Linked DNA regions of Mus musculus: regions 2 and 3 are each linked to region 1. The links are chromatin loops, found by intact Hi-C in ENCODE. Cell type or tissue: left cerebral cortex. All regions are shown on one strand. Links, peaks and the distances in the headings refer to the core of each region. The heading gives the core; the rest is flanking DNA.

Region 1 (8,316 bases), core at 2,280-4,779:
AGAAAGAAAGTGCCAACTCAACCCACAAATAACCAAAACTATGTTGAATAATCATTTCCCATTCAATCTGCTTTTCTTTCTATGTCTTTTATTGAACTGTTGAATCACAATTTCAGAAGATTCTATTGTTTCTAAGTACTTTTTAAGAAACTATTCTATTCCCTTCTTAGCTTTGCCATGATCTTAAAACAGTAAATCTATAAAAATCAATGGACCTAGCTCAGTCTAGGTAGCCATTATCAGCACGTCTTTTAAAATAATGTTTTAGAAGAGCCATGTCACTAGGGAATACAGTTTCATATACCATATGATCTTGGATATTGGTACCTTTTCAGAGTTTATAGGAAACTACAGTGTCTTACCATTATTATTGGCTGTGTGAAACAAGTCCTCATGTAGCTTGGACTGACCATTGTACATATAGCTAAGGATAACTTCTAGCTTCTGACTCTCCTGTCTCCACCTTCAAGGGACTGAAATTACTGCTGTGCACACCAGGACCACTTGCAAACTGAGCTTTGACAGGAAGCAAAGTGTAGTAATGATGACTGGTGTTTATCAGGTACTTCCTATGTCCCAGATAGTGTTCTAACCAATTTGTCCATCACCTTAATACATCTTCATACTTGCTTTTGAAGTCTTCTTAATCCCAATTTATGGGTGGGAAAACTGAGGCAAAATAACCTATGCTTCTGTAGTAGCTAAATTTTAAAGCTCGGGCTTTAGTTTGGTTGGTCTGCTGGCAGAGGCCAACACATTATATTGCCTCTTAATAGAAGACCTGAATTCTGAATAATTTACTGCTAGTGAGAATCATACAGGTTTTGATGAAGTTTATAATCTTATCAGCCTTTAGTGTTGTCTATACTTAAGGGGGGATATGACCCAGGACTGCAAGTCTGTAAGTTACAAGTATACTGCACTCAAATCTAGGCAGGCCAAGAATATGCTTTTAAACTTATAAATTTTATAGTCACACCACTATAGAAAATGCTTTTAAAAAGGGAATTTTTCTGAAGACTTTTATAAGAGATTGTGTTTCTGCTGAGAACATTCAGAAGACATGGGCCTTGAACATGGACACGAGACTCATCTACCCAACCTCTGCTGCTCTTGAGGCTGCATCCCCAGATAAGATGCCAAGGTGAAGACTTGGGAAGTGCTAAGGCCTTGAATATAGGGGTTCTGCTTCTCGGTGTATCTGAAAAAAACTAAGGTAGGCTAGATGTTCTCTTTATAATAACCCAAAGGAGATGCTATGAGGAAGCTTTGAAAAGTCACTCCCAGAACATTTAAGCACTAGCTGGTAATTCAGTAGAACATGTGGATATCAAATGTCCTATAAAGTTTAGTAAATTCCCATTAGTGGCTCCGAGCTAGGCTCAGTCCAAAAACTATCAAACAAACATAGACCATATCTTTTAGTGATAGTCAAAGAAAAATTGAAATATAGAAAAATTGTATAAGAGCAACCATGGTAGCAATGCCCCCAAATGATAACAGAACTCTTTAAAAAAATTCTAACCATTCATGAAAAAAATTTAAATGAGGCATTTTCAAGGTAGGATTCTTCCTCTAGCTACAACAATTCAATCAAATAATGATTTTGGAAACAAAAGACTCATTTCTGTGCATTTGGAATCTCCTGGCCTCTGTAAGTTCAAAATACAGTCCAAGGGGGCATTGACTACAACCTAATTAACTGCCTTCCTGTTTAAATAAGGCCAGGCAGTGCAGATTACATTCCAGGGCTGCCCATGACTGTCTCTGGGAGACCCAGCATCCCTGTCGGCCATGGTAGCTACCTGAGTTCATGCCGTAAAGTAGTATGTTAGCAGATTGTGTGGGGTTCTTGTGCAGAACAGTGAAGGAGGCCCTTGAGACGTCTTTGAAATGTCAGGAACTCTCTCATGAAGTGGCTTTCAACTAATAAGTCTTTGTAATTATATTATCAGAGACCAAGCAAAATGAAAACCAGGTTCTTAGGAGGCAGACCACAACATAATTAGGTGTCCTCTGGGGACCAAGTTGGCAGGAGAGAAAGAGAGGACCAGTCAAAGACTGTAGGTGCAAGTATGATTGGCTAGTAAGCACCAACAACAGTTTAGAATTCGGAAATGTATACATTTTCTAACAGATGAGGAGACAAAGTAATTCTTCCTTTAAGGGGCACATTATATGTGCATGACTCTACAGAGCTTGCAAAACAAACAAACAAAAAAATCCATGCATTTAAAATTGTCACAAAGTTATCACATAGAGGGTTTGCTTTAGGGTTGATTTATGCTTTTTGTCTGAAGAATTGTGCTTTGAACTTAAGGGCATGACCCCTATAGCTCAAGTAGATAGGAGGGACTGATTGTAGGATAGTTTCTATAAAGGAATGAACTGTGCTCTGGAGTGTCCTTCCTCCTACCCCATCCAATAAGCTTCATTTCATTGGAAATATGGCATAGGGTGGTATTGCTTGTCATTGTTTCTGAGACTCATGAGGAGTACCAGGGCTATTTGTCTGCATAGGGCACTAATTTTCTAGAATAATCTACAACAAAACATCACTGCTCCCGTCAGAAATTTGACTTAAGAACCCGAATTACTAGGCTCCAATGTTCTTCCTGTTTTGTTAGCTTTTAAGAGTATACCAAAGGGGCCCTCATCAGTTGGGAGTTTTATGGAGTTCATGTGGGGCTTTGACAAGTTGCACAGTCTGAATAGTCCCTTTCTTGTGTGGTCCTGGGGGACTGGATAAAGCCGTCATCTACTCCCTCTGACTCCTGCGCCTGACTTTATAAAGCATGCCCCCCTTGACCTTCACTGTGGAACTAAACTGGGATGAGGGAACCCTGAAGGGATTCTGCTGAGTCTGCAGGAGATCCAATTAGGCTCCAGTCAACTCAGAAGGAGCAGAGGGGGAGGAGTCGGCCAAGGGGCTGGGAAAGTCGCTGAAGTTAGCCAGGGCCCTGAAATAGTCGGAGGAAACAGGAGCTGGCCTAAAGAAAGTGACGGGATAAAATTAGAAGACTTGGAAATCCCTAACGGAGGGACTCGGGGCAGCGAGGAGGGTCACTGTTAAACACCTGCCAATGGACTCCTTCAATATCTGGTCGGATCCGGTATCAGGAACCTCTGACGTCAACTTCCAGACTGATGGTTTAAATCCTCGTTTTTTTCTTTTGGGTTCCTCGGGCTTGGAAATACTTTTAAAAGGCAATGAGCCTGCCTGGCGTGGTGTGAGCTCTGTGAGTGTGCCTATGAAAAGTACTGGGGCTCTGAGTGTGAGGGTCCCCACAAAAGCTTGCCTCTAGGGACAGAGCCGACCGTGGGCTTACCTGCGGGCAGCCAGTGGCGGGCGACCCAGCTCTGCACGGCGCTCAGGTCGGCGCGCGTCCGCCGCAGTTCCTCCAGCACAGCGCCTAGGCCAGGCACTGTCGCCTCGGGTCGCCGCGCCTCCGCGTCCTCCAGGCGCGCCAGCCTGAGGCTCGCGTCACGGCTCTCCTGCAGCAGCGGCTCCAGCGCCCGCACCAGCCTGGCGTCTGCGGGGCCACCGGCTGCGCACGGCCTCGCCATGCCGCCCGCCAGCCGCCCCAGCTCTGCCCGCAGCCGCTGCAGCTCTCCACGGAGGACGTCGTCGGTGGCCTGCAACAGCATGCCCTCCCGCATCTGCGAGTTCTCCAGCATGATGAACAGCTTGTCCCACTCCGAGTGCTCCTGGCGGCAGTCGCATGGCGTGGCTAGAACGCAGGACACACACAAGTGTTATCAGCTTGTCCTGGGTGGCCATGGGTTGCACTCTTGGTGACTCCAAGTTTCAGCCTGTCCCCAGCAACCGCTCTCCTTCTAAGGATAGCTCTGAAAACAGCGTGCGTGTAAACTCAAAGATGACACAGGACTATTCTTTATAGGACATGTTAAACTAACTGAGAAAATGCCATTAATATAGCTAAAAACAGTTAAAGATTTCGTATAACTTAACTCATCATAAATGTTACAAAAATAATTTAAAACCTCTGGCTTTTCTCAGATAGTCCTTGCTTTCTTGCTTTCCTTTTTTCCCCCAGTCCTTGCTTTCACAAATAAAGTATAATTTTAGCTTGCTTCATTGGCTATCTATGTTAATTATGTTAATCGCGCCCCCCAAAAAGTGAGTTATGTAGTTTTGATACGCTGAGAGAGTTAAAAATGAACTTACGGTCCTCGGTGGGATGAAGTCCATTGTCTATTTCGTTGTCCAAATTCACATACATGAGCTCGTAGTCATCCGAGGTCTCAGCCACTACTGCAGACCAGAGAGCACAAAGCAGGATCGCAGGGAGGTGCATTGCTGGAGAGGCGAAATTTGCTTCGCAGCCGCAGGGGAAGAAGCGAGACTCTACAGTGATCCGAGTTTGAGCCCGGGAGAGATAGTGTGAGGCAGGAGTGAAGCCCTTAATAAACGCTCCAAAGCATGAGCGGGATGAATGACTAATGTCGGTGGCACAGCGCGAGGGAGTTCCCCTGGATTTGGGGGAGGGGGTTGGGTGGGAGGGCAAGGGAGCTGAAGAGGTTGCACAATGTTAAACCACCGAGGTCCACACTGCAGGCAGATTAATTAGAGGCGAGTCAGGGGGAGAAGGGGAGGGAAGCTGGACTTTTCTGGTGCCCCTGAGGATTAGTTGCTGTAACCTGAAGTGCTAGCGCTTTGGGGGGTGAGGAGCACAGAGGTACAGGGCGAATTATCATTTTGGCATTTGGTGTGAGCTTTCATTACTCCACAACCCCTGAAGTTATGGAAAACTTTTTTTTTTCACTTTTCCTTTGGATACTTTCTCAAGACCAAGCTATAGAAAATGATTCCGTGACTCCAAAATAACCCATTAAGAATTTTTATGACTCTAGAAGTCAATCTTGACTAACTAGTCTTGACTCCTCTGGTGGAGCAACTAAAAAACACAGTATGGCTGGGTCAAAACCCAGTAAAACAGGAAAGTGAGGGCGGGAATATAGTGGCTTTAGGTGCTTGGGTATTCTTGACATATCCTATCAAGGTCCTGTTTTAAATTTACATTAGTGACTGTGTGTGTGTGTGTGTGTGTGTGTGTGTGTGTGTGTGTGTAAAACCTGCCCCCTCCCCCAGTGCAAAGTACCTAGATAGGTGTTGATAAGTCATAATAATAGTGATAAAAAATTAAAACATTTGAATAAACTCCAAATAAAGCAAGATCTAAAAAACTACACAGATCTAGAGGGAACCACTCCCAGAGGATACCCCTGAGCTGATACAAGTCTCCAATATACAAAGGAGATGGAGGGGGAGGGTTACCAGTCACATCCTGATCATGATGGCAGGGCTACTACCCTCAGGCCAGGCCTCTCAGAAGGCTGCCTCTTGGATTTCCATAGGTAAATTCCTCTGCTCCTGACAGAGACTCATGAGTGGCTTTCCTGGCCTGAGTGCCCTCACGCATCTGGAATGCACATGCATGTACCATCCACCACAATAAAAATGAATCCACAGTTAAACATAGCTAGACACGGAGGGAACAGGGCATCATAAGCATGAATCAACACAAAGTCAAAAGGCATCAGGCCCCTGCTCAAGAGCTTCACTTATTTGAGATCACGGCTAAAGACAGGGTATGTTTGAAACCGTTAAAGCCATCAGAAAGCGATGGCAATATGAGACAATACGATATTGTTTAAAGGGCAGTGTGGAGCCACAGCTTTGTAAGGTGCTTTTCTCCTAAGGCTGTGGGCTCGAGTTCAGTTTCTAGAGTCCACATTAAGAAACCTGATGTGGTGCTGTGAGGTCCTAATGCCAGTACAGAGAGCCTCTGGGATCCCTGGCTAAACAGCTAAGCCTATTGGGCAAGTTAAGGCCCACGAGAGACCCTGTCTGAAAAAGCAATGTGGAAGAACTGGATAAAAATGCTTACTGTTCTTTCAATGTCTGTGGATTGTAGCATAGTTACCTGTACTGTATGGCTAATGTCCAATTACAAATGAGCACATACCATGTGTGTCTTTCTGGGCCTGGGTTACCTCACTCAGGATGATCTTTTCTAGTTCCATCCATTTGCCTGCAAATTTCACGATGTCTTTGTTTTTAATAGCTGAGTAATATCGCATTGTGTAAATGTACCACACTTGATCCATTCTTCAGTTGATGGACACCTGAGTTGTTTCTAGTTTCTGACTATTACAAATAAGGCTGCTATAACATAGTAGAGCAGGTGTTTCTGTAGTTTGGTGGAGCATTTTTTGAGTATATGCCCATGAGTGGTATGGCTAGATCTGGACTTCAGAAGACAGAAGATAACAAGTCTGAGTGATTTCGGGCCCTTTTTCTGATGGTTTCTTCTGGAAGCTATAGAAAATAATGTCTTTCAGTCATAGAGTACATTAACAAAATGGTGCCCTGGGGTAGAGGGGCAAACAGGAAGAATAAAGGTAAGAGGCCAATTTGAATGAAAACCAGCATAATAGCGAATGGAATAAAATAGTTTGCAAAGAGTTCTGCATGTAATTAATTTATTCATGTAAAATTATAAGGCAAGAAAACGGCTCTAAGATGATAATGGATGCACACATGTAATTAAGGTAGAAAACCCTTCACAACAATGAGAAATACTAACTTCACAGGGATGATGACCTCTGAGGAGAAAAAAAGAACATTAGTCAGGAAACACTTATGGCACGAGGCAAAGTTTTGGTGCAGCTGGATGGCAGGCACATCGCTGTCGTTTTTATCGTTTCTTATGCTTGTATGTGGGCTGGAGACATTCGGTATCTAAGACAAAATGTGACTTAGAAGTGTACAGAATTTCTACATTCAGATTTCTTCATCAGTTTTGAACTGAAAAATAAAGTAAGTTCTTTGGCACTTATTTTTGGGTTTATTTCGTTGAAATTGAAGTCAGTCAAAAATGACTAATCTAGGGATTTCCCCTTCAGAACGCCCCCCCCCCCCAGGGCCTTTGTTGGAGATAGTAGTAAAAGCCATACTGCAGATTCCTGTCCCAGATTCTAGCTACAGCCCCGTTCAGTGTGACCCTTCCCATCAGCTGACCAGTGTGCAGAAACAGCTGAGTTCCATGACCTAATGTGTTCTACATCAATTATGTACTGAACCAAAATTCCCCCAATTTAAGGAGAAACACAATACAAAAGCAAGCAGAAACCTAACAAAATATATTGTTTGATATTAAATTGTTATAAAATAGTGATGGGAACAGCATCATTTTAAAAATTTACTCTAATTTTATACATCCAGGTGTTTTGTGTGCAAGTACATGCCCGGTACCTGTGGAGGCCAAAAGAGGGTGCTGTATCCTCTGTAACTGTGAGGTTTCAAGCCACAATGTGGGTGCTGGGACTCAATTTCTGGTCCTTGGAAGAGCAGCCAGTGCTCTTATGTACTGTGCCATCTCTTATCCCAGGGCAAAATTCTTTATGTGTAGTTGTTAGCTTCACTTTGAGACAAAGCCCTGCTATGTGGCCCAAGCTTGTCTTGCACTCAGTACGTAGTCCAGTGAACTTGTGGTCATCCGCCTGTCTCAGTCTCCCAAGTAATGAGGTGGGAGATGTGTACCACACCACATCTGGCTCTTACAAACTATTTTTTTTTAATTTATTTCCAAAATTTTTCATTCTATGGATGTCTTGCTAAGACATGTTTGAAACTACTCTACGAAAAGGAAGTCTTAACATTCTTTACCCAAATACATTAAATTTGTCTGCTTTCACTGAATATTGATACTCATATTCTAGAAACTCAAGCTTTCTCTCCTTGATGTTCATAATTAAATGTCTTTTGTAAATTCACACATCCTCTCCACTTAATGAAGGTTTACATATGTATACTTTCTGCTTGTTTGATTCTTCCTGTGTATACTTTCCATAATAAAGCCAACTTTAAAGAAAAACTAAACCACAGACAGTGTTGGGGTGAATATGGCCATTTGAAGAGTGCTTGCCTGGCATGTGTGGAGCCCTTGGTTCAATCCTAGCATCAAAAGCTGTAAATCGAATCAAGACAGTTTTCTTCGAGAAACCTCTAGAACCCAAATTCTCTGGGACACTTAATAAGTACCCGACTGGATTCTGGGTGAAACATCCATACGTAAAGCCACAAGCAGCTGCTTCCCACATGCTACAGCTTATGGACATTTTTTTCCTTCGGGTTTTGCCACTTTAAATCCAGGTGTCACACATGTCTTTGAGCAAATCACATGTGACAAACAAGCTAAGTGCAAATTTCCTCCATTGAAACGGTGTAAAAACTGAGGATTTAAATTTGTGGTGCTACCTTTAAAACTATCCCTAAGACTAAGGCACCGT
Region 2 (7,064 bases), core at 2,472-4,971, 220 kb after region 1:
GATGTTGTCAATTTCAACACAAGAAACTAGACTCAAAACAAACTTCATGATAATGGGAATCTGGCAACTTGTAGCCTGGATGACTAGAGTATGACTCATGTGACCACTTGAAGCCAGCTTGGGAACACTGAAGCACAGAATGAACATGGGAAAGCAAGTCCAAAAGGGTGGAATGGAGATGGATTCCCTGAGAGGACTCCTGAGGAGATATGGCAGGTGTCTCCTGGCCTGACCTGGAGTAGACTTTCTGAGGTGCCTCCTAACTCCACTAGTTCTTCCAAAGACAAGGCTGGAAGCAAGCTGCTTTGCCCCAGTGTGTCCTCAGTTCTCTCCTCCCCCACTTCCTTCTGCACACACACCCTGTTCTAACTACTCCTTCCTTCCTTCTTCAGCACCTTAAATGTCTCTTTTTATCTCCCCTTCCTTTCTCCCATTCAAACACCAGTTTTCAGCCTCTTTCTCTTCCCACCCAGGCACTATGATGAGATGGAGATACAAAAACACTCATGATAAGATTTTATGAAACATTGTAACTAGTACACCAAGAGGATGGCAGAGGATGGCAGCTGTGCTGGCTGGGTTTATGTCAACTTAACACAAGTCAAAGTCATCCGTGAAGGGGGAACCTCAGTTTAGAACAGATCTATAAGATCAAGTTATAGGCAGTTCTATGGGGTCTTCTCTTAATTAGTGATGGCTGGAGAAGGCTCAGCCTGTAGTATCCAGCTTGGGCTGGTGATCTATAAGAAAGCAGGCTGAACATGCCATGGGGATGTAGCCAGTAAGCAACATTTCTTCCATAACCTCTGCATCAGTTCCTGTCTTCTGGTCCTGCCCTATTTGAGTTCCTGTCCTTACTTCCTTCAGGGATAAGCAGTGATGGAGAATTGTAAGCCAAATAAACCCTTTCCTCCCCAAGTTGTTTTTGGCCATGGTGTTTTATTGTAGCAATGATTACCTCAACTAAAATAGTAACAATGTATCTTTCTATAAATGATACAAATTCCCATGCAGCCTCCTATTCCCACCTTTGAAGATAGTAGGATCCAATGAGATGAGAGAAGGATTAACTTGCCAGTTAGGAGACAATCAGTGCCAAGGCATGGTAGCACACACGTGTAATCCCAGCACTCAGGAGGCTGAGGCAGGAAGATCGTAAATTCCAGGCTAGTCTTTATTTAAATATCCTCTTCCAAACACATACACAGACAAATCACAATTTAAACTCCTCTAAGGCTCTTCTCTTTTCCTTCACAGATAAGGGCTGTCATATGTGGAAGGGGTTATATATCTCTGATGATGTGACTAAGGGAGACAATTACTCCAGTGCTATTAGAGATGTCCCCAATGCAGTTGGTGGATCTTGCCAGTGGCATTTAGCAAGTTCCTTTTTGGAAAAGTTGGGGGCTTCAAGGGTAATTGATCTATCTTAGCCCAGGCTGACTCTGGTCGTCCTTGACATCTGCCTCCTCTTCGGCTGCCAAAAGTACCTGGCAAGTGGCAAATGGGCTGGGGGATGGGAGGAGAGCTTATGCCACCTGTACCTAACAGAACCATAGGAAGACTCTGGTTTCATCCTTGACATGTGCAAGAAGTTCCAGGAAGCTGGAGAGATGGCACGGTGGTTAAGAGTACTTGTTCTTCTTGCAAAGTCCAGGTTCAGTTCCCAGCACCCATGCAGAAATGTACAACCATATGTAATACCAATTCCAGGCCTCTGTGGACACCAGGAATCCACACAGTGCACTTACATACAAACAGTTAAGACAACTAGCTATATACATAAATGTAGTATTTATAAATAAATCATTTTAAAAATAATAACTGTGACCTCGAGGCTTCTCGAGGCTCTGTTTTGACCCCCTCTCTCTGCTTATGTGCTGCCTTTAACCAGTTCTAACTCAACCTGGTGGGTTGCATTTCAGGTAATACTTTGGGTTGATACTTTGAAAGACTTTAATTTTTTTTCTAAACTGTGTAGTAGAACACTAGACACAAGCCTCCGTGCTCTGTAGGCAGCAAGGTTCCACATCTCTCTTCTCCTCTGCTCTCCGTCTTCTGATCTCTGAGAAGATGAAGTGGAATGGAAGGTGGAGAGGGAATGATTTTGTTCTTACTAACTTGTAGGTCTTAAATAATGACATGCCTAAAGTGAAAGAATAGAAAATTTGTGACTAGGAGCACCAAAAGCTTCACTATGCCTCTGAGCAGGAGACAAGCAGGACCTCAGGACTGTCACAGCGGGCGCCATGGAAGTTACAGGCGACTCCCCTCCAGTAGGGAAGACTCCTCCTCAACGCTTCTTCCGGATTCCTTTTACAGAACATGTTACTGTTCTTATCACTGACCTTGTGTCAAATGCAAGGTGACAGAAAATGTCCCTCCTGCCATCTTGCAAGTAGTGTGTGCATGTGTGCACATGTTCCTATGTGTGGGGATGTCCATGTGCAGGAATACATGTATGCACATGCATGTAGCCACTCAAGGTTGATGTCTAACTGTCTTCCTCAACCACCCTCCACTTTTTATATTGAGAAAATATAATCAGAGCTGAATCAGAGCTCACCATTTTGGCTAGTCTGATTAGCCAGCTTGCTCCAGGACTTCTTGTCTTGGCCTCCTGCGTGCTGGGGTTATAGGTAAAAACACTCCTGGCTTTTCCCGTGGCTTTTGGGGAACCAAACTCCAGTTCTCGTGCTTAAGCAACAATAGCCTTAACCACTGAGCCATTCCACAACCCCTTCATATAACTTAATCTTTGCTAGCATGTTGCAATTCCCTTCTGATTGTTGAAAGCAGATAGTGCCAGGTGTGGTGGCATAGGTCTGTAATCCCAGCACTTGGAAGGTAGAGGCAGAAGGATTCCCACAAACTTCAATACAGCTTGGTCTACATCGTGTCAGGTCAGCCAGGATTACATAATAAGATCCTGCCTCAAAGACTGGCATCTCCTTGATGGATGAAATGAGTTGGCCAGCAATCACTGAGCAGCAACACTACACGACCTTCTAGATTAGTACAAAAGAGCTGTGACTCCGTAAGAAGAAGAAATGGGAAGTTACATTCGTCGATCTATAAATTAATATTCTTTCTTCTTACTGAATCAAATACTTCCCCAAATGTTGCTCTTTTACTGAGCAAATGTGTCTTCTCTACACATTTAGCAATAACTGAATCACTTTCCCTCAACTTGACTTCCTCTTCTATTCCATCCTTTATCATTCTGATCAGTATCTTTGCCACAACGACAGTTCTGGGTCAATGAATTCAGCTACCACAAATGTGATTCATATCGTTAGCTAAATTTAATGTGAGCAAGATTTGGATTTTATAATTTTCTCAATATGCAAAGCTCTAGACGTGTCCAAAAATCTTTGCCCTGGGAGATTTTTGGTAATATGTATTTAGTAGACTATTTAAAAAACAGAAAAGAAAAAAAAAGGTTTTAAGAGAGAAACCTTGTATGGACCTCTGCAGAAGCATCAATTGAATAGTAAAATGCTGCCTCCTTCTGGATAAGTTGAATTATACATGAGAAACCTGTAAAACTGATGCAGATATAGGGGGAGAGATGAGACACTTTTAAAAGAATTTTTAATGTAAAAAAAAAAATAGAACCTGAAGAGTTAATGTGGAAAAATTATCTAGAGTCTGCCTTTGAAAATATACAGCACCTAAACCAGATATCTCATGCATGAGGCTTTGTTACCAAGAAATAGGGGGGTTAGTCTCACTGATAAAGGAATTTAAGGATAGTACAAAATAGCTTGAAGACAACTTTATTGTTACCAGGAAAGGCAAGCTATACATCTTGGAGGCTGCCTGTTGGAGGAAGATGGAGCAAAGAAAGAGAAAGTGCCATGTGGCTTGAGTGAAGCCATCATGTAGGCCTGCTATATGGTAGATAAACAGCCACATAGTGGGAAGGGAGGGAGTTCCAGAGGTTGGAAAGATGGCTCAGTGGTTAATAGTACTGCCTGCTCTTCCCGAGGACCAAGGTTCAATTCCCAGCACCCACATGGTGGCTCCCAACCCATTACTCCAGTTCCAGAGGATCCAACACATTCTTCAAGCCTCCCTTGGCAATAGGCAAGGTGGTGTAGGATGCAAGATGGTCTACGCATACATGCAGGCAACACCCATACATACAAAATTAAAACATTTTTAATTGAACTTCAGACTATAAGGAAACCAGGCTCCTAAAGAGGAAAGGAAGAAGAAAGAAAAAGTTGCGTTTTTCTGCGAAGCTTACTCTTCTGAGTAAGACAGACTCACAAAGCCATGTGACAGCAGCTCTGTAAGCTAATGCACAAGGGTGACAACTCTAAGAAGACTTAGAAGGTTCATATATCTTTCTATCTCCTTAGCATGGCTTAAGCTGAACGCATCTTTCTATGGCATTGGTCCCTTGGCCAGGTGATGGGTGGTGCTATCTGAATTAAGCCTTAAGGGAGGTGTCTTAGTCAGGGTTTCTATTCCTGCACAAACATCATGACCAAGAACCAAGTTGGGGAGGAAAGGGTTTATTCAGCTTACACTTCCACATTGCTGTTCATTACCAAAGGAAGTCAGGACTGGAACTCAAGCAGGTCAGAAAGCAGGAGCTGATGCAGATGCCATGGAGGGATGTTCTTTACTGGCTTGCCTCCCCTGGCTTGCTCAGCTTGCTCTCTTATAGAACCCAAGACTACCAGCCCAGGGATGGCACCACCCACAAGGGGCCTTTCCCCCTTGATCACTAATTGAGAAAATGCCTTACAGTTGGAGCTCATGGAGGCATTTCCTCAACTGAAGCTCCTTTCTGTGATAACGCCAGCTGTGTCAAGTTGACACAAAATTAGCCAATACAATTGACCCCTTGTCAACTTGACACACAAACACATCACTAGTAAGCCTCAACCCTTACATTCTTATTCATCCCCAAGGTCTAAATAACTTTAAACGTCCCACAGTCTTTACATATTCTTAAAATTTCAATCTCTTTAAAATATAAATCTCTTTTAAAATCCAAAGTCTTTTTACAATTAAAAGTTTCTTAACTGTGGGCTCCACTAAACTACTTTCTTCCTTCAAGAGGGAAAATATCAGAGCACAGTCACAATCAAAAGCAAAAATCCATTTCCAACCATCCAATGTCTGGGATCCAACTCACGATCTTCTGGGCTCCTCCAAGGGCTTGGGTCACTTCTCCAGCCATGCCCTTTGTAGCACACACATCGTCCTCTAGGCTCCAGATGCCTGTACTCCACTGCTGCTGCTGCTCTTGGTGGTCATCTCATGGTACTGGCATCTCCAAAACACTGCATGACCCCTCCAGTCCCGGGCCGTTAATTGCAACTGAGGCTGCACCTTCACCAATGGCCTTCCATGGCCTCTCACAGTGCCCAGCCTCAGCTGCTCTGCATGACCCCTTCATGCCTTCAAAACCAGTACCACCTGGGTGACCCTTACACATTACCAAGTCCTGCTGCACCAGGAGTACAACCTTGGCCATCTCTGGAACACAGCCTCTTTGTGCTTTCAGAAAACACTTCCCAGAAGATGTCTCTTCAATGATGCTGGTCTCTTCTTAATCACCGCTAATTTCTTAGCTCCAGCTAACCAGCATCAATAGTCCCAGTAATGAAAGTTTTTGCTTTAGTAGTTCTGGTATCTTGTTAATCACAGCTGATTCTTCAGCCCCAGCTAACCAGAACTACAGAATCTTCACAATCAAAACAGCAATGGCCCTGAAAAGAGTCTTTAATTTTCCCTCTGAAATTTCACAAGCCAGGCCTCCATCTTCTGCAGTATTCTCAACATTATCTTCCAAGCTCCTACACAACATCTGACAGAGCTCTTAACAACAAATGGATCTTCAAGCCCAAAGTTCCAAAGTCCTTCCACAGTCCTCCCCAAAACATGGTCAGGTTGTCACAGGAATACCCCACTCCTGGTACCAATTTGTCTTAGTCAGGGTTTCTATTCCTGCACAAACATCATGACCAAGAACCAAGTTGGGGAGGAAAGGGTTTATTCAGCTTACACTTCCACATTGCTGTTCATTACCAAAGGAAGTCAGGACTGGAACTCAAGCAGGTCAGAAAGCAGGAGCTGATGCAGATGCCATGGAGGGATGTTCTTTACTGGCTTGCCTCCCCTGGCTTGCTCAGCATGCTCTCTTATAGAACCCAAGACTACCAGCCCAGGGATGGCACCACCCACAAGGGGCCTTTCCCCCTTGATCACTAATTGAGAAAATGCCTTACAGTTGGAGCTCATGGAGGCATTTCCTCAACTGAAGCTCCTTTCTCTGTGATAACGCCAGCTGTGTCAAGTTGACACAAAATTAGCCAGTACAGGAGGAGATAGTGGAATGTCTCCAGCCAGAGGTAGATCCCGTTCTTTTGGCAAGGAGGTAACAGCCTCCCTCAATGGACCTTCAGCGCTGCTGTAACATCCCAGTTATGAAAAACACTACAATTATTTAGGAGGTGAGCTGACACTAGAAAATGGATTTTTTTTTCTTTTTTCATGAAAATCTAGAGATTCAGGAGGAATTGATGTCTGAACTAGAGTTTTAGGTCCCACCCTCACATTGAGAAGGTAAGAAACCAGAGCTCCTCTTTAGTATTCCTGGACATAAAGAAGGTTCAATGGCCTGGGAAGGAATCCAGAGGTCCGCCAGTCATGTGGCCCACCCAAAGCAGAGGCCACTAGAGTGTGCAAGTCTGTGGTGGAGAAATGGGAGAGATAGGGAAACAGAATGTTTTGAGCACTGTGAAGAGAGGAGAAACTGGAGATTTGAGAGTGGAGAAGAACAGCCTGATGGGAGAAGCCTGCCCTGCTACCTGAGGCTGTGGTGAAGTCTCAGCTCTTGTCGCTGCTGGCTGCTGAGGACCGTGTGTGGGTCCAAGGCCACACAGCAGCAGGGGTCTGTTTCCATGACAGCAGCTCATGTGGATGTCCCTGATCTGGGCTGCCACCTGAGACCATGTTAATGTCCAAGTGCTATCAAAGCTAGTTCCACCCTCACTGGCTGAAGCGGTCTAGAGAGTTGGCCCCACCCCTCACCTGGGCAGCAC
Region 3 (7,064 bases), core at 2,472-4,971, 210 kb after region 1:
ACAGAAACACCGTGACCTATGAAGCGCAAGCTTCCTGAGAGAAAAGGTTCACTCCTCTCTTAAGGTTCCAGGGTGACAATTTTCACCAGCCATGGCCTGGGACAGGGGGTGCTTTTTGAGAACCAGTGCTTGCAACAGAAGTACTCTCATCTCAGTAATGATGCTGGAACTACAGGCCTCCCAGTGAGCCCCATAAACCTTATGTATGAGGCCCAGGAGGAAGGACTATCCTTTCTTTGGCTGTAGTTCCATCATAAATCCTTATGTAAGCTTTTCACTTGGGATAAAAACTGAAAATCAACTCTGAGCTTTGTAGCTTGCCTTTCCTTTTACGTTCTAACAGGAGAGACCTAAAATGCAGGTCAACCAGACAGAGAATGTAAAACATAAGAAAGGAGAGAAAAAATAGAGGGAGTGAGGAAGAGCACTTAGAAATAAACAGGCAAAGACAGACAAAGATGGAGCAAAGGAATGTGGGGAGTAGGTGTGTGGAGAGCCGTGCCGCAAGCAATCGCGTGCGTGCCGTGAGCAATCAACATTATAAGATGGCACTGGCTTCCACTGCGCCTAACTAGTAAACAAGCCTTATGCGCAAGTGCAAGAGTGAACTCACGTGGGGTGATGGGCGAGCAACGAATCAGGAGCTGTCACACCACATCAGGTGCTGAAACGTCACGCTGCGGGCTATATAAGCAGCGCCATTTTCCCGGTTCGGGGTCTTCCCTCCTGATAAGTAAGCAATAAAAGCTTTGCCGCAGAAGATTCCGGTTGTCCTGAGTGTGTTCTTGCCGGCGGGGACAAAAGCTCGGGATATAGGTGGAAAAAAAAAGAAGACAATAAAGGCTGGACATAGGGACATGCACCTGGAATCCCAGCACTTGGGAGGCAGAGGCAGGAGGATTGCTGTGAGTTCAAGGCCAACACGGTCTACACTGATTTCTCAGGGACAGTCACTGCTGCAGAGGAGACCTCGTTATAAATAAGTAAAGCATAACAAAGAGACTGCACCATTGCCAGTGAGCTCTCTCTGCTTTGTGGCTGTCTCTAAAGATGTAAGCTCCCAGCCACTGCACTAGCACCATGCCTGCCTGCTGCCATGCTCTCCACTGTGATGGATGTGGACTCCATCAGCATCTGAAACAAACTCTTTTTTATAAGCTGCATTAGTCTTGGTGTCTTATCACAGTCACAGAAAGGGGACTAAGACATTCCCCTACACCCTCCCCCCTCATTTAAAGTTCTCGTATACTTGATTTTATTTATACTTATCTTTCCATATAATGGGAAGTCTACTAAGTATTAAATCCTTTCCTGGGAGAAGAAATACAATAAACAAGTAAATATGTATATACATCTGTACATAAATACATGTGTACATCTATACAAAATATGTCCTAAGTATGAAAATCTAAGAAATGTGCTTTGAATGTATCAGTTACTATGTCCTTAATGTGTCATAAGCAATTAGAGGTTAAGTTTATATCGGAAGTATATATTTCAGAGTCTGAATTCAGCCATGTCACCCTCTGGGACTCACTGCGCTGTTCCACATCTTAACCTGTCAGCAGGAGTCACCATCACTCTCAGGAGGAGGCAGGAGGCAGAAGTATTTCATCCCTCAAGACTGACTCTCTCTCTCTCTCTCTCTCTCTCTCTCTCTCTCTCTCTCTCTCTCATTGTAAACCTGATGGTTTGGTTTTAAAGTTAGAGATAGGAGTCAGAGAAAGCCAAAGAGAGAATAACTTTAACATAATTCTATCTGATCATATAAAGAGCTGTTAACTACTTGCAGTTTTTAGAAGTAAAATCAGATGCAAGTTAGGTTGACGGTAAAGCTGTATAGACAGCAGTGTTTGCCACATCGGTGCATCACTGGGTGCTGGCATGAACTCTGACGACTGGGAGACCAAATTTGCATTCTTAAGTAAAGCAAACAAGGTGGGTATCTGAAATGAAGTATGCACAGATGGACAGAAGAAAGAAGGACCACAAGGAAGTGTCAAAGTGTGCTGTAATGCGAAGTCTTCCTTTTGATTATAAGCAGCATTAAAAACAACCTTAGCTTGATAGTCACACACAAAGATGTTTTCTAAGAAAAGCATGCTTTTGGTTCCTAAGCTTTGGTGATTATTCCTGCATGAAGCTAACTAACACTGAGCCTGGACATTTACATTGCTAACCAGTCACCTCAGTGATAAGGATATCTGGGAAATTATTCTGTTCAAAGGGCATGTGAATTTTTGATCCAAAACAGCTCTTAGAGATTTGATGTAGAAAGGACTCTAAGGACAGCTGCTGATGCTGACACTAACGGCTTCTGCTTAGACCTCACAGGTGATGCTGGCTTTTGGTGGACTCTAATGCTGCAGTAGCATTAGAAACTGGAATCCTCAAATCCCCACTAAGAATTCAAAGAAACTGTTAAAATAGCTTATGTGTTAACAACCCAGACCACACACTGCTCAGGTCATGCCAACATGCAGGTGTGTCTCTCTCCTCCCTTACAGCTCATTGGTACACAGACCCAGACTAATAGACTCTAAGCCATCAGAGGCTGCCAGTGACACACATGTTAGATACACGTTGGCTAAATGAGACCCCCACATCCTCAAGGTCACACATCCCTTCCTTGGAATAGAAGACTCTCTTCCTTTTCCCTGATACCCAAGAATCAGAGGCAACCTGTATTTCAGACCTGTCCTCAAGCATGAGACAGAGACACTTACCTTTCCTCTGAGCCCATAAGATGAGTCCTCCACTCTACCATGTAGCTCTCTCCTCAGAGCCCTGACCATGCTTTCTGTCTGCCTATAACATTTAGAACTCTTCTGAATCTCTTACCCAAAACGACAGTCCATCTCAGTGTCTTCTGAGCCCCACACCCAAAATCTTTCACTAGAAATCTGTCTAAAGTTATTTTTCTTCTAAAATAAAATCTCACAACTTGTGCCACAGAGCACATAATAATAAAATGAGCTTCTAACGTTTCAGATGCTTCTACTAGCCTCAGCTAGCGCAAATATAAGAGGCCCTGTGGTGTTAATACTGTGAAACCCTGTCATTTTTGCTACACAGAAGCAGAACTATAATACAGTACTACATTTTAGATTGATTTGTTTTATTTGTGTGTATGAATCAATGAATTTATGTTTTGTTTATATGCATGTCTGTATGCCTCATCTGTGCCTGGTACCCAGAGAGGTAAGAAAAGGGTGTCAGATCCCCAGGAACTGCAGTTACAGGTGGTTGTGAGACACCATGTAGGTACTGGGAATCTAACCTAGGACCTCTATGAGAACAAGTGCTCTTAACTGCTGAGCCATCTCTTCAAGCCCCAAGCAATACTATTTTTTTTATGTAAAAACATTAAAACTAAAATAGTTTTTGGAAATGTAAAATATCATACTATCAGTGCCCTGTGACATGACTTGTTCTGTCATGGAACATTCTTGGAAGGTCAAAGTCTTTTTGAATTTGCTCTGCCCTGAACAGGCCCAGCTTCCCAGACCCATGTAATGTGGTCTACATCAGTGCTGAATAATCACATGGATAACTCCCTCAAATATGACATCACTTCTACTTTGTCTTCAGGGACAGAAAAGATACATTATATGTTGTAAGAGACAGGATGACTCAGGATGGGTGAACTGCATTTTTTCATATTTTTAACAATGATAATTCACCCTTGTCCTAGTTACTGTTCTATTGCTGTCAGGAGACACCATGACCGAGTCAACTTATATAAAGAAGCTTTTAATTGGTGGCTTGCTTATAGTTTTTGGAGAGTTAGCCCCTTATCATAATGGCTGAGAGCACAGAAGCGGCAGGTAGGCGGGTGCGGGAAAACTCTCATCTGTCCTGCAAGTTGTTAGCAGAAAAAGGGAGTTAGATGGGGCCTGGTAGGCTTTTGAAACCTCAAAGCTCACCCCATTCACCCACCTCCTCTAACAAAGCCATGCCTACATCAACAAGGTCACTTCTTTTTTTGTTGGGTGTTTTGTTTTGTTTTGTTTTGTTTTGTTTTGTTTTGTTTTGTGTTGGTTGGTTTGATTCAGTTTTTTGGGGGAAGGGTTGAGACAGGGTCTCTCTCTGTAGCCCTAGCAGCCCTGGAACTAGCTCTCAAACTGAGCCTCAAACTCATGAGATCCACCTGCCTCCATCTCCTGAGTGCTGGGATTAAAGGCATGTGCCGCAGCTGCTGCCGCCTTGTAGCAGCAAGGCTACACTTTTTAATGCCACCAACTGGGAAACAAGTACACAAACAGGAGCCTCTGGTGGCCAGTCTCATTCGAGCCACCGCAAGCTTTGTGATCATTTAGTGATGTGTGGGGCTGAGCGTGGGCAAATGTACATGCTGTGTGTGACCCGAGCGTGGGTCTGCTGGACTAGCCTTCTCAGGCTAGTGGAGCTGCACCGGAGACCAGGTATGGCCCTAGTATCCCTTTGCACCCTTTTGGTTTCATTTTCACTAGCAAGATTCCTCTCAAGTCCTCTCAACAAGAATTTCACTATGATTAGTGAGTTCACTGACTGGAAGTAAGTGGGCTCACTTGGGAACGAGGCATCTCACGCATTCTCTTCTTTCTGAGCAAGAGGATTAATGGAAAGAAAAGAATTGATAAGATTTTTTTTTAATTTTTAAAAGAATACACTAACATTTTAAAAGATTTATTCACTTTTATGTATATGTGTTCTCTTCCTGTGTCTATATGCACCACATGTGTGCAGTGCCCGTAGAGGCCCAAAGAGGGCATTGAATCCCTGAAACTGGAGTTTACAAGTAGTGGTGAGCCACCATGCTGGTGTTGGGAACCTAATTCAGGACATCCGGCAGAGCAACGAGTGTTCTTAACTACTGAGGCATCTCTCGAGCCTCCAAAGTGGATATATGGAGCAGATTTTTACTAATGGATAGTTGTAGCGGCTGTGTCCTCATGCTAATTATGTTACCCCAAAAACCTGTTTGCAGTGTCCCGGCAGTAGGCTAAAGGAAGCCTGCCCTCAATTGGCTCTGATTGGGAAATAAAGTTGCCAGCAGCCAATGGCTGGGCAGGGAAACAGAGGCGGGACTTTTAGGATTTCTGGGCAAGAAAGACAGGAAAAGAGAGAAAAGGGTCCACCTTGAGAGGGGTGTAGGAGAGACCACACCATGAAAGAGCAGGAGGGTGAGAGGACCAAAAATGTAGGTGCAAGGGGAAAGCGGCCCCAATGGGAGGGCTGCCCAGAGGAACCAGGGCAGCAAAGGTAAAATACAGATTTAGAAAGAATTAACTCAGGAATATCGGAGGGTAGTGTGTTAGGAGGTTCAGGAGTGGCCCAATCATTGAGCTAGTTAAGGCATATTAAAATATAAAGGGTGTGTGTGTGTGTGTGTGTGTGTGTGTGTGTGTGTGGCTTTCCATCTGGGATCCAGGACATCAGGGCAGGTATAGAGGAGGCGTGCGCAAGAGGAGCCGCATGCACCCACCAGGAGCATAGAGCGAATTGTAATATTTAACGCTACAGAGAGGTACACCTGCAAGTGAGTACTAAATAAATAATGAGCCACCAAAATAATACACAGAAGAAAACCATAAAACAAGCGTGTTGTTGTCAGACTCGGTGGTACACATCTGTAATGCCAGCCCTGGGGAAGCTGAGGTAGGGTTGACACTTTGAGGCCAGCCTGTTTACATAGTGAGACGGTCTCAAAAGAAGGAAAGAAGCCTTCATCACTCTCCAATTTTGAGGCTATTTCTTCATGAAGAGAACAAAGACAAGCCACTAAAGATTTAACACAGATCAATTTGCCTCTAAGTGAATATTGCATACAGTTTTTAACTTTTAACTAATTACTTCAAATTTCCAATTTCTTTGTGCATAAAATACATTCTTAAATCCCAGTTTGCTTTTCTGTTCTTTTTGTCCAAGTCAAAATCATGTACTTGAAGAAGCAGATCTGCCGATGACAGCTTGCATATGGAAGATACTTGAAAGTGGGGACGGGAAGGGGTCAGTTGCAAAGGGTGCTCTGGCTAGTGGGTCAACCCAAGGCCAGCCCGATCAACTTAAGAAGAGACAAAAGTGTAAGCAGATCCAGGTACACATCTTAGGAAGAGTCTCAACCAGCAGATCCTGGGGAGTTCGTCCCCAGTACCACAAATTCAGTAGCCACAGCAATAACGGTGTACTTTGATATTTCAAATTACCCTTGACCTTGCTCAGAAACAATGTAACCATAGCCTCTGTATTTATAATTGTATGCCTGAGATCATGAATTCGAAGTATACGAAGACATAATATTTTTGAATTTCAAAGGACTTCTCTTCAGGAACATTGACTATGAAAAACATTCTGTTTTGTTCTGTTTTTAAATAAATGAGGCCTCAGAAGTTAAGATACTTGCTTCTCTTGCAAAGGAGCAGAGTTTTGTTCCTAGCACCTACACCTAGTGGCTTAGAACTACTTATATATAACTCCAGCTCCAGGGATCAAATACCTTCTTCTCGCCTCTTTAGATACTTGTATGTGCACATACACATGCTGACATACACATAAATAAAAAATAAATCCTGAGTGGGGTGAAAAAAAGAAAACAAAAGAAAGATAGCCTCAAAATAATTTACCCAGAGACTAGAAAGATGCAGTTACCAGCACTGGCTATTCCTCCACAGGACCTGGGTTCAAGTCCCAGCACCCACATGGTGATTTACAACCATCTGTACCTCTACTTCCAGAGGATCTGATCCCTTTTCTGACATCTGTAGGCAACAGACACGCACATGAAGAATATACATACATGCAGGCAAAACACTCATACACAGAAAATGAAAATAAATAAACTTTAAAAGGCGCTTTTGGAGTTGCGGAGCTGGCAAGACAGGTCAGTGTGTAAAGGCACTTGCAGTCCAGCCTGATGACCCAAAGCCAATCCCTAGGATCTACACAGTGGAAGATGAGAACCAACGCCCAAAGTTGTCATTTGACTTCCATGCATGCACTGTGACATGCATATACTCGTGTGCATGTACATGCACATACACAGACACAGACACACAATTTTGAAAGAGAGGGGAAATAAGAGA

Evidence for each region. Hi-C counts contacts between places; a loop is a spot of excess contacts. Peaks named below come from ENCODE experiments on the same cell type or tissue, not always from the same donor. Only the 100,000 strongest peaks of a DNase experiment are listed, where the experiment ranks them.
Region 2: it touches region 1 in a loop (10-fold over the local background); 18 of 42 quality-filtered maps call a loop at or near these places.
Region 3: it touches region 1 in a loop (2.9-fold over the local background); 18 of 42 quality-filtered maps call a loop at or near these places.

Annotation. Positions count from the first base shown.
Region 1 is chr3:66,216,065-66,224,380 of GRCm38, reverse strand. The region is part of intron 4 of Veph1 (ventricular zone expressed PH domain-containing 1); the gene reads left to right. It overlaps Ptx3 (pentraxin related gene), which reads right to left and starts at 4,494. Exons shown (of 3, transcript NM_008987.3): 1 at 4,190-4,494; 2 at 3,330-3,731. The coding sequence starts at 4,319. In left cerebral cortex, for the core only: CTCF peaks have their summits at 3,454 and 3,653; DNase peaks (open chromatin) are centred at 2,943, 3,522, 3,687 and 4,308; H3K4me3 peaks cover 1,505 bases.
Region 2 is chr3:66,000,850-66,007,913 of GRCm38, reverse strand. No RefSeq gene overlaps it. Among named protein-coding and RNA genes, the nearest start is that of Ccnl1, 46 kb to the right of the region's middle. In left cerebral cortex, for the core only: a CTCF peak has its summit at 3,512 (motif pointing left); a DNase peak (open chromatin) is centred at 3,449.
Region 3 is chr3:66,009,156-66,016,219 of GRCm38, reverse strand. No RefSeq gene overlaps it. Among named protein-coding and RNA genes, the nearest start is that of Ccnl1, 54 kb to the right of the region's middle. In left cerebral cortex, for the core only: no CTCF peak of the experiment used is centred there; no DNase peak of the experiment used is centred there.